Regions from separate parts of the Mus musculus genome. Here region 1 is linked to region 2. The links are chromatin loops, found by intact Hi-C in ENCODE. Cell type or tissue: heart. All regions are shown on one strand. Each heading gives the region's core, and the rest is flanking DNA. Links, peaks and the distances in the headings are about the cores only.

What was found. Peaks named below come from ENCODE experiments on the same cell type or tissue, not always from the same donor. Only the 100,000 strongest peaks of a DNase experiment are listed, where the experiment ranks them.
Region 1: a loop joins it to region 2, with 2.2 times the contacts of the local background. A loop is called at or near these places in 4 of 42 quality-filtered maps.

The regions. Positions count from the first base shown.
Region 1 is chrX:11,416,674-11,422,045 of GRCm38, forward strand. Gm34077 (a long non-coding RNA gene) reads right to left here and starts at 1,967. Exons shown (of 4, transcript XR_386893.2): 1 at 1,588-1,967. In heart, for the core only: no CTCF peak of the experiment used is centred there; DNase peaks (open chromatin) are centred at 1,388, 1,718 and 2,588; H3K27ac peaks cover 943 bases; H3K27me3 peaks cover 2,563 bases.
Region 2 is chrX:11,489,675-11,495,046 of GRCm38, forward strand. The region is part of intron 5 of Gm39496 (a long non-coding RNA gene); the gene reads right to left. Among named protein-coding and RNA genes, the nearest start is that of Gm39496, 33 kb to the right of the region's middle. In heart, for the core only: no CTCF peak of the experiment used is centred there; no DNase peak of the experiment used is centred there; H3K4me3 peaks cover 1,646 bases; H3K27ac peaks cover 2,994 bases; H3K27me3 peaks cover 232 bases.

The sequences.
Region 1 (5,372 bases), core at 313-5,312, 73 kb before region 2:
GTAGGGAAGAAATAAAATAGAAGCTCACTAGCCTGGGCAGAACGCCATATCAGTTCAACCCAGGAGCCAGAGGCAAGACTCAGGATTGTTCCAGCCTGGACCTAAAGAGCCTTTTCAGTGCTGAAGGGAGTGTAGGGCTAAAGATAATTTCTTTTTCCTCATCATGTTAAAGGCTGAAGTATCACAGAATCTAGCAGCCTCCCATGTACCTAAAGAACGCAGCCTCCCACATACCTAAAGAACACAGCCTCTCACATACCTAAAGAAAGGAAAGCAGGGTCTTCCAGTAGTGTTGTTCATAACAGCCTAAAATGCCCAGCAGCTAATAAATGGATGAGCAAAACTGGTCTGTCTATGGAATGGAGTACTAGTCAGCTATGAAAAGGAATAGAATTTGCATCCATGCTACCATTCAGATGACCTTTCACAATGAGATGCTAAGGTCCAGCCGAGAAGTGTTTGCCTTGCAAGCCTGACAACCCAGAACCCACGCAAAGGTGAAAGGAAAGGACTCACTTTACAAAACTGTCCTCCGACTTGCACATGTGCATCCTGCCATGTGCACCCTGCTCCCCAAGGACAGAGTCATCAATAAAGCAAAACACAATAGGAAGTGAAAGTCATTAACCATTCTGCTTATGCGCAATGCAATTCTATGGAAAGTTGTTTCATTTTGCCCAGGATGGGTGGGTGGCAGAGAGGAAGGACCACTCGTTAGTATGGAGTTTCCCTTAAAGAGTGATTATTACAAACTTCAATAATACATAGTGGTGGCACTTGCAGTGCCCATGAGATAAACTTAAGGCCACCAAACTGTACTTTGTAAGGGTCAATTTTACATGCAACCTAACCGCAGTTGTTTTGATTGGTTTGGTTTTGAGACAGTCTCAAAATATGCCAGGCTGCTCTCAAACTCCCTGCATTGTAAAAGATGACTTTGACCATCTGATCTTCCTCTGTCCTCCTAGGATTAGCAGCTACAGTGCATGACCACCCTACTGGGGATGGAACCTCTAGCTTTGTTCATACTAGGTTAGTGCTCTACCAACTGAGCCACATTCTCTGGCCCCTTAACAAGTCTGACAATGCAACTGGTAATAATAGTGTACCACTCAGTACCAAGGGTACTAGCACCAAGAAGTCACCACCACTGAGAGTGATTAACCCATCCTAGTTTACCACGGGGCTGTGAACTTCAGTTCTGAAGTTTTAACACTGGCAACCCCAAGAGATTTCAAATTCACTTTCCCTGCCCAGGAACCTGGCTGTAGGAACTAAATCAGGCTTTCGAGTGGCTCTGATGTGCTGCGTGGTGAGCCTGTCTCAGGATCACATGGAATAATAATCACACTAATGACAGCCAGAGAGCAGAGAGCACTTCCCGTGGTCCTGGCACTCTTACTGTCCAGGGCTTCCAGCATGCACTTGAGCCTCCAGGGAACTATTAAGTATACAGGATGTGGGGGAGGGACTGAGATACCACATTCCTAATGAACCCTGGGAGTGACAATGACAACAGTCACTGCCCACACTTTGAACATCACCCCCTTCCCATGCCCTTCACATATGAGAACGCTCCTAACTTACCTCTATAATCCTTTGAGGTGAAAATCATTTGTAACCTCAATCTCCAGACAAAGCAGGAGGTAGGTGGAGGGCCTGCGACTGGCCCAAGGTCTTCTAATTAGAACCCAAGGCAGTCGAGCCACCGAGGCCGTAGCTATAACAAGTATCCTTTCAGCTGAGGAGAGCGGAGCGTGCGCACGAAGCATTTGGACCCAAGCCTGCCACTGAGTAACTTTTCTCAAAATAGTAGCCCTTGTTGTCATGATTTCCATTAGAAGGCCCTGCGTCTTGAGAAAATGGTTCATTTCAGAACCCTCACTAGACCAGTGGCCTTTAATGTCCTTCCAGGTGACCTAATCTTCAGGCAAGCAGTAATCGTCCTTGGGAGGTTACAGCCAGCATTTTCCTCTTCTAGTCTTTGCTTTGTATGACGTTGTTCCGGATTCCCCAGGAACACTTCCCACTCCCGACTCTGCTTTCCCAAAGGGTTTGCTCTCTGTAATTCGGACTCTTCTAGACCCACAAAGCCAGAGCACTGTCTGTCTCCTATTCTCCCATAACTTTAGTACCTGCAGGCCAAGAAGGACAACCTACTCCAGTTTATACCAACCATAGAGAATCCAGAGCTGTCATAAGTGCCTCTGTGCCTCTTAAGCCTCAGTTTCCCACTCTGTATAGTGGGCATACCAGTACCTTATCTAGACACCTTGTATTTGCAATCAGACCATTGAAGAACAGTCGGTCTGTAGCACAGCCAGGATGGGTAATCAGAAACATCCTGTTCCCAGCCAGCAGATCTGGAGTTTCCCAGCATAGGTAGCTCCATAAGAACAGGAATCCTGTTAGCGGTGACTGTGACCAGGCTGTGGGAGGACAAACAGCTCCCTGAGAAAGGGGAAAAGGCAGAATGACAGGCTCAGTCCTAGGGTTGATCTCGGCCAAGAAAATATTTGGGTTTAGAGAATGGAGGAAGTTTCCCAGGCCAGGACAATAACAGCCCCCAGCTGTCACCCTATCTTGTGAGCCCCTGTTCAGTGTCTCTGGGACTGGGAGTGGCTGAAGGGGGGGATAAATTGTGGGAGGGAGGAAACTAGGAAGAGACAGACAGATGGAAGACTTTCCATAGGAAGGGGCTGCTTTGAATAGGACAGAGCTGGAGAGGACTTTGAGGAAGCAGCCTTCTCCTTCTCAGCAGGAGCAGAGCCCCTAGAGTCCTTTGGCTCTCCCTCCCCCACCCTGCGGCCCTCTGCAGGTCTCCTTGAATCCATATGTGGGTTTTGGCTCTGCTCGCAGGCAGGGGATTTGAGGAGCGGTTGTGTGATTTGTACAGCTGTCATTAGGGTAATTGCACGATATTTTCCCAAATTTCTCCTGCAGCTTCAGGCTTGCTTTCCAAACTTCCTGCCTGCCCGTTAACATGGGCTCTGGCGAGAGGAGCTGGCTCGGAGCCTTCCCAGCAGCTGCTAACAGCACCCAAGGGCAGTCTTCTCAAATATTCCCATGGGACCAGGCACCAGGGGTTGAGAGGAGCGACCCAAAGACTGAAGGGTAGCAGCTCCTTAAAAGTCACATTAGTGGTCACTGCTGATCATCCTTGATTCCACTTCCTTTCCCAGAATGGAAAGAGACCCAAATTAGCCCGTTCCATAGAGAAAGCAACGAAACCTTCTTAAGACACCAGAGTTTGGAAAGTTCCTTTGTTGTATGTACTGCAAGAAGGATGATGGACTGAAACCAGGCATCTCATTTCCCAGCACCCTCCCAAACCAGCACTGCTCACACTTGGCACGGCTCTCAAGCTGGCTAATGACCATGCCCAGAGAGATGCTGTAAAAATCAGGGAGCTGTGAGGGTCTGATGGGGGTGGGGAGGTCAGGGTGGGGTTGGCAGTATTTCCTACAAACTCAAAGTCATTTAGACCCAATGGTAAAGGACTGCTTCTACCTATTCTCAGGCGAAGCTGTCCATCCTCTTTACACTGCTCTGGCAAGTATTTAATCTTCTGGACTGACTCCTCTGGCCTGTTAAAATATGCACTCATGAGCAGGAGACATAGTTCAGAGGGTAAAGAGCATGGCCTGCAAGGCTGATGGCCTGAGTTTCATTTCAGGAAGAGATTACAAAGTGGGAAGAAGAGAACAGACTCCATAAGCTGCCCTCTAACCGTCATGCACATGCTGTGGTACATCCATGCCCACATTCATACATCACACACACACACACACACACGAGCATGCATGCACATGTGTGCACATTCACACACATACAAACATACACTAATAATGGTAAGTCATTTTAAAATTAACAAATAAATATAATGGCTACCCACACAGACCTGCACACAAGAATATAAGCAAGCATGTATAAACATGTACATACCAAAAAGCAAGAAAATACCTTCTCTTTGCTGCTTGTGTAGGGTGGGGGAAACTGGGGAAGAGAAAAGGAAAAGTCTGAAATTATGAACCTATGAATGAATAGAAAAAAAAGATGCTAGGAAGCCCAATATAGCGCAGGAACAATTTTTCCTAGTGGGTTCTCTAGGTTAGAACAGCCAAGGAGATGACAGACTGACGGGCTGGCACTCAGCCTCGGGGGCCATGTTCCTTCTGACCCGCTGGCTGGGGAGGGGGATGCACCCTGGAGAGCCTCGTCACTTAGCATCGCGTCTGCTCCGACATGATGCCTCCGAGTAATGTAATTTATATTTCATGCACAATTGAAGCAGCTAATGGTGTAATTCTCCAAGGGGGAAACAAGTTGTTATAGTGTTAATTACATTGCAGGCGTGTTGCCTCTCCTTTGCCCCCCCTTCCAGTGTTCCAAGGGAAGTTACCAGGTAGCAACTGAGTGGGTGTCCAAGAAGGTTGCTTTGTCAGGCTCCAGGATGTCAGGGCTGAGCAGAGGCAAGAGAGCCATGGATCTTTCCACTCCCTTCATCCCTCTGGTAGTGATGCACTCGGCTTATATTGCCCAGTGGCCTGGACTTCCTGGCCCCTGAGTAGTCATATAATCTTGCTGAGTTGCAGAACCTCATCTGTATTCCCTGGGATACTGCTTGGGAGGGCACAGTACAGATGATTGTGTGAGAAAGGAAGCAGAGAATGGTCAGAACAAACCAAACACAGACTAGATAGCAGCAGCAGCGGATGCAGCCATGGGTGGCCGCTGATGGCAGAGTGAGAATCCTGGCTGTGCCTCACACAAGGTAAGCAGCCCTCGATTGAATTGCCTCCTGATGAATCACTTTTCCAAAACTGCGGAATATTTTAATTATTGTATGTGTATGTGTGTGTGCACATATCGCATGTATGTGTGTGTGTGTGCAAGTGTGGGGAGAGCTGTTACAGAGGACAATCTCAGGTGTCATCGTCTGGAGCAAAATCTACCTCCTTTGAAACGGGGTTTTTTGCAGTTCACCAGGTACTCAACATTGGCTGGGCAGTGAGCCTCGGGGATTGTCCTGTCCCCACCTCCCCATGGCTGGGCTTAGAAAGGTAGGTCACCACGCCTGGCAAGTTTATATGAGTTCTAGGGATGGAGTTCAGGTTGTCAAGCTTTTAAGGCAAACACTTTTCCAGCTGAGCCATCCCATAGTCTCAAAATGGGGCTGATATATTAGCAGACTTGGGTGAGTATTCATTGTATCAGTAAGTACACACTGTGGAGAACACTGGTGCATAGCTGGGTAAGTGAGAGGGAATGGAGTTAATTTGTCATAAGTTCTGGCATTTTCTGTGACGTGATAGAGAAGTCTATATTATTCTACATTTGTGGAAGCCAAATTGGCTAAAAGAGAATAAATG
Region 2 (5,372 bases), core at 73-5,072:
GATTCTTAACAACCATAGTATCTGCATCACCTCTGAAGTCCCCTTGCCATCTCCTAGCTGCTGGTGGCAGTTGCTAAAGATGCCCAGCTGAGCTCCTTCTTGGCATTGCAAAGAAGAGTTGCTTTCACCCGGTGACATCCACACCCACTGGCAGCAAACTTCTAATGCAGAGCCCTGCTGGAGTCCAAGGCCCTGTCTGGAGCAATCTGTCCATCCAGTCTCATGCGCTCACCTCACAGTAGTGAATCCTATGCTCCCCCTCTGGTTAATTTCCAACCAGTGTTCCTGGGATTCTGGCCACCCCCGCCCCAGCTTTGGACAAAGCAAGAGGCATTGCCACCAGTCCTCAGCCACAGACCACAGGTCATTGGCATGTGTAGTAGACAACTGTGTCACATTCGATGTTATATTCAGTCAAGAAAAGGTCTTCTCTGTTACACTGACTGCAGCTGCAACTCAAGGTGGGGTCCCCAGAATGCCCCCACCCTGCTGTTTGTGCTGCGAGTGCATGTGCACGTGTGTATTTGTGTGGCTGGAGTGAATAAATGTTTAAATCAGTGTGTCAGTTATAATTAGAGCAGCTCTCCCTTCTTCATTGCAGAACGGTTCCTTCATGCTTAACGCCTGGAATGTCATTTTCCACTGTGAAATCCTTATTCTTCAAGGCCTAGTGCCAAAGTCGGCTTCTGATGCACTTCCCCCACTCACTTGCATCCCCATTCCCCATCAGAGAAGCTAGCTGCCTTTCCCTCAGCTGACCAGGCCACTTAGAGGCAGCTTTGTGAATGGTACTCACTACCCTTAGCATCTGCCCCCCATTTCCTCTATGTCCTTGGAGGCAAGGACAGTGCCCTGTTCTTCCCCTTCTGTATTGGTCACAGGGTGTGATTAATCCCAGATGAATGAATGAAAAATGAGGCTGGAAGAAAAGCAGTGAATTGGAGCCAGCAAAGGCATCCTAACAGCATGGGGTAGGGGACTTGCTTGCCTGAATTTTCCTGAAGCCCTAAGACTCACAGCATGCAGAAAGGAAACAAATGCCCCCCTCACCTCCCTTCCCATCATTCCCACATGAAGGCTCTGCACTGCTAGTGGTACAGGCTATCTGGCTTTACTAGGACTCCAGAAAGCACTGGAGAACAACCACCCCCACCACACCCCACCATGAAGAAGGAGCACCTCCAAACCTTCAACCCTGCCCCCTCACTCTTCCTAGTCTGGTTGCCTCAAGGCCAGTGACAGTGTGTTTGGGATGTGGCCACCTTAGATTGACGTGTTATTGGAAATGATCAGGTTAGGACACACTGATATGTCTCTGGGGCTGGTGACATAGAGAAAGCCACCAATTTTCACTTGAAATAGATCCAAGCCTAAGGTGCACCTTACGGAGAGTGCTTCCCCCTTCCGACTGTAGTCCACTTGCAGCCTCCTCACATTCTTGTGAGGGTCTCAAAAGATGACACAAAGTCAGGGGGAGCAAGGGAGGGCCAGATTGTTCCAAATTCTTCCTTCAAAGTATGTATGCCTCCTGACCTCGAAGGGGCTTTGAGACAGCGAAACAGTGTTTGGAAACCTTATTTTTTTGAAATGCCCTCCCTAGTTCTCCCTCACCCAGAAAATGGGAGAACCACACATTCCTATTCTAAACTTCAGCGAGCCACTGTGAAAGGGACACCCCCACCCCTTAGCACGACGTGCAGCAAGCTACATTCCTCCCTACCCCTCTTTACCATACAAAGCTCTGCTCCACACACACCCTCAGGAGGGGTGGGGCACCGGGCTCTGGGCCTGCATTCCCCAGGGGAGAAATAATTGGCCTGTCTATAGAGCATCAGGATTCAAATAAAGCTTTAAAAACCCACGCAGCCCTGCACATTCTATAACTGTGGATTCACAGATGATGGTCCAACACACACACACACACACACACACACACACACACACACACACACTGTGTAGCTCTGAAGAAGGTTCTCTCTCTCTCTCTCTCTCTCTCTCTCTCTCTCTCTCTCTCTCTCTCTCTCTCTCTCTCTCTCTCTCTTTGTTCCACAGATCCACCTGAATCAAATAAGCCCAATCTCATTTGAACTGGAGGCAATCAGAGTGGAAAAGACCCTGTTCCTGTTGGTGCAGATCCAAACTGTCACCATTTGGCATCCCAACACTCTCCGATGTCCCCATCAGCTGTTCAGGGTCAGCCGGGGGGGGGGGGGGGGACTCTCCCAGCCAACACATTGGAGATTTCATTAATGAGCAAAGCCTCCCGGATGAGCGACCTCACGTGGGACACCCCACCCCAGCTCTCTCACCTCCCCCCTCCCCACTGCTACACAAACAGACTCCCAGCGACTAGATTGGATTCAGATCTTGTAGATGAAGAAATTCAGATACGACAGCCGCGCCTCGCCAGACCCCAAGCGAGGGCCGAGCCCCGCACGGCAGCTGGGCTGCCTCGGTAATAACCACTCGTAATATCTGACAGAACCCACGCTGGTCATATCCGATCCTGCCACATGAAAAGAAGCATTACACCGGCCTCTCGGGGGCCGGGGCTAGGGGAGAGCTGCGGCACAAATCAGAAACGTTTGCCACGAAGCCGCTATTCAAGGGCTGGAAAATCAACAGGGGCTGCTTTCCTAACATCCTGGGAGATGCTATTATCCTCCCGGCAGCGCAGCTCACAGAACGCAGCGAGGCCGGCTTAACCCGAATTCGCTGAGAGGTTGGCATTTCTGAGCTCAGAGGCCTTGGATGGGTGGGAACAAAAGCCCACACTGGTTGAGGGAGAGAGCCACAGGACTCCACAGCAGTAACATTCAAAATATTTAACAACTGGGACAGCCTGGACTGCGGCCATTCAATAGGAGCCGAGACTTGGGATTTTCCAGTTGTGTCAGGCAGACCAGTTGGAGGACATAGGTACCTGGGGGCAAAGATGGAGGAGCATTTCAACATTGCAGATACTGGTAGGATTAGTGATCCAAATCCCAGTCCCAAAGCCCTTCCTGAGCTAGACTCCATACCCCTGCTGGCTCACAATACCTCACTCTTTGGTGTATAGGACAGCCACAAGTTGGCTATCTGTCCCAATCCAAAAGCTTCTGACAGAGGCCCATGTCTTGGCGGAGACTGGCTTAGATGGCCCGGTCTTCTAAGACCCATGGCTCACAAAACTGAGACTCCTGGTGTTGAGTGCCCCTCCACTCTCGCGCTGTCCACCCATCTTTACCTTTATTGCTATAGCATCATGGCAGCAAAAAAGAAAAGGCTACTTCACCCCCCACCATTCCAGCCTCATGCTAACAGTCCTGTCTTCCATCTAGCTTAGCCTCATGAAGTCATAAGGAGCCATCACCACCAGGAGACATGAGATCTCAAGGCCTTGCTCTTTTGGTACAAAGCTACTTAACCCATCTCAACAAGGTTTGGTGACCACGCATTGGTCACTTTTGTTTTAAACCATCACATTTGGAGATTGTAAATTGCTATGCGCAAAGACATAAATCACATTACCTGGAATTGTGTGGACTGAAATAGAAATACAGTGGACTTCACACTTGTGTCATATTTTCCTACTGAATAATCAGACTGGCAAGACTCCTCTCTGCCTCAGTTTACTCATCAAGGACATGGGATGGATGTGCAACCTGCCTATATCTCAGGGTTTGGGGGGAAGACCAAAGGCCATAGATGATAGTGTCCTCCCTAGTCTGTAAAAGCAACACTCCAAATGAGCCTATAAGTAGCCCCATCCCCTTTCATGGTTAAAATACCCTCACTGTCTAGTCTGCCTCCAAAACAGCCTTCTGTGCTCTCGAGGCAGGGGCGGGGGCGGGGGCGGGGGGGGCACAGAGGGAGGCATACCCTTGCCCAGCATTGCCAGAGTGCAACGTTCTGAAGCCCAAACCATTATCCCTAGTACTTGTTTGGGCAAGGACCCACCACTGCAAGACAACCTCGTCACCTCAGCATTTCTATAAAAAGATTGCTCAGGCTTTAGAGCCTGGCTGACAGACAAGGCTGGGAGTGTGTGTGTGTGTGTGTGTGTGTGTGTATGTGTGTGCGTGTGTGTGTGTACATGCACATGTGCAGAAATGCTCTCCTAATAGCTGACCTCAGCTTAGAATCCATATTTACCCTAAAGTCTCCGGTTCTGCTGGCAGAAAAGGAATGAGGAATGGATTCAAGTTAGAGAGAGAGAGAAAGAGAGAGAGAGAGAGAGAGAGAGAGAGAGAGAGAGCACTATGCTCTGAAGAATAGGGCTGGGCAGAGATGTCTGCGGAGCTGATCTGTAGCTTTGAGCGGCCAACACAATGGACCTCTGGGTGGGCTCAGAGAGCCCCCCTCCCTAGCCCCCGACCTCCTGCCCGTGACACAGATAAGGACCTAGAGGACTGCTCCAAGCTGCTTCGTGTGCCCCCGGCCAGCCGGCAGCGAGGCCAGCCTGGTGTGAGTGGCAGCAAAGATAAACGGCGGTCGCACGGGCATTGAATGCCCCAACACAAAAGGCCGCCTCTCCCCGAGTCCCTCTGAGGCCCAGATGGTCAGGGAAGCCCTTTCCCGCCTCACAAAGAGGATCGCTGCGTGTCTTTTTCTTTTAAAATGGAATAAAAAAAAAAAAAGCCATTGCTCACAAAGGACCTGGATGAAAAATAAACCCTTAAAAAAAAAAAAAAAACAGCCTCTCCTCGCTCAGCAGCCCGGCATTTCTTCCGACTGTCAGACTTAGCAGATTGCTTTCTGGAAAGGATCCAATTGGCAAGACCTGCCGCTGTGCAAATGAAATTTTAAAACCCCGCTCCTTGTTGCACTCAAAGAGCTTTTCTCTCTCTGCTTGTTCTACACGGCCTCGTAGAATTATTCTCTTGTCTCTCGTTGTATCGGAAACTAATATTCCCCCGCTTTCCCACCCCACATGAGGGGTCCTCACCCCAGCTGGGGATTTGGGTAATCAGGGACGGCTGGAGCACCACTCCAGACCCCACGTTCATTCCCCACCTGGGCTCCATCTCACAGAATCACCTACTAATTAGGAGAAAGCCTCGCTCCTGAAGAGAATAAACACTCCTGAGATGCCTGCCTCCCCTCCTGGTTCTCCTGCCCCCCCTGCTTCAATAATGAGATAAGTGTTTGGGGGATGCGGGAGACAGGATAACGGGGACGTTCTTCACACACAAGGTTTGACACCCGTCAAGCCTGTGACACCAGCTCTGTTTGGCTGCCATACCCCTGGTGAAAAGTCAGCAGGAAAAAAATAGCCACAGGACTTGTCTGCGTTTGACAAGCTGCCTTAGCGTGTGATGAACTTGTAGAGGCAAGGCAAACCAGATGCATCAGAATTGTCCTGGGTCCGGGAGCCTGAGTTCGAATTC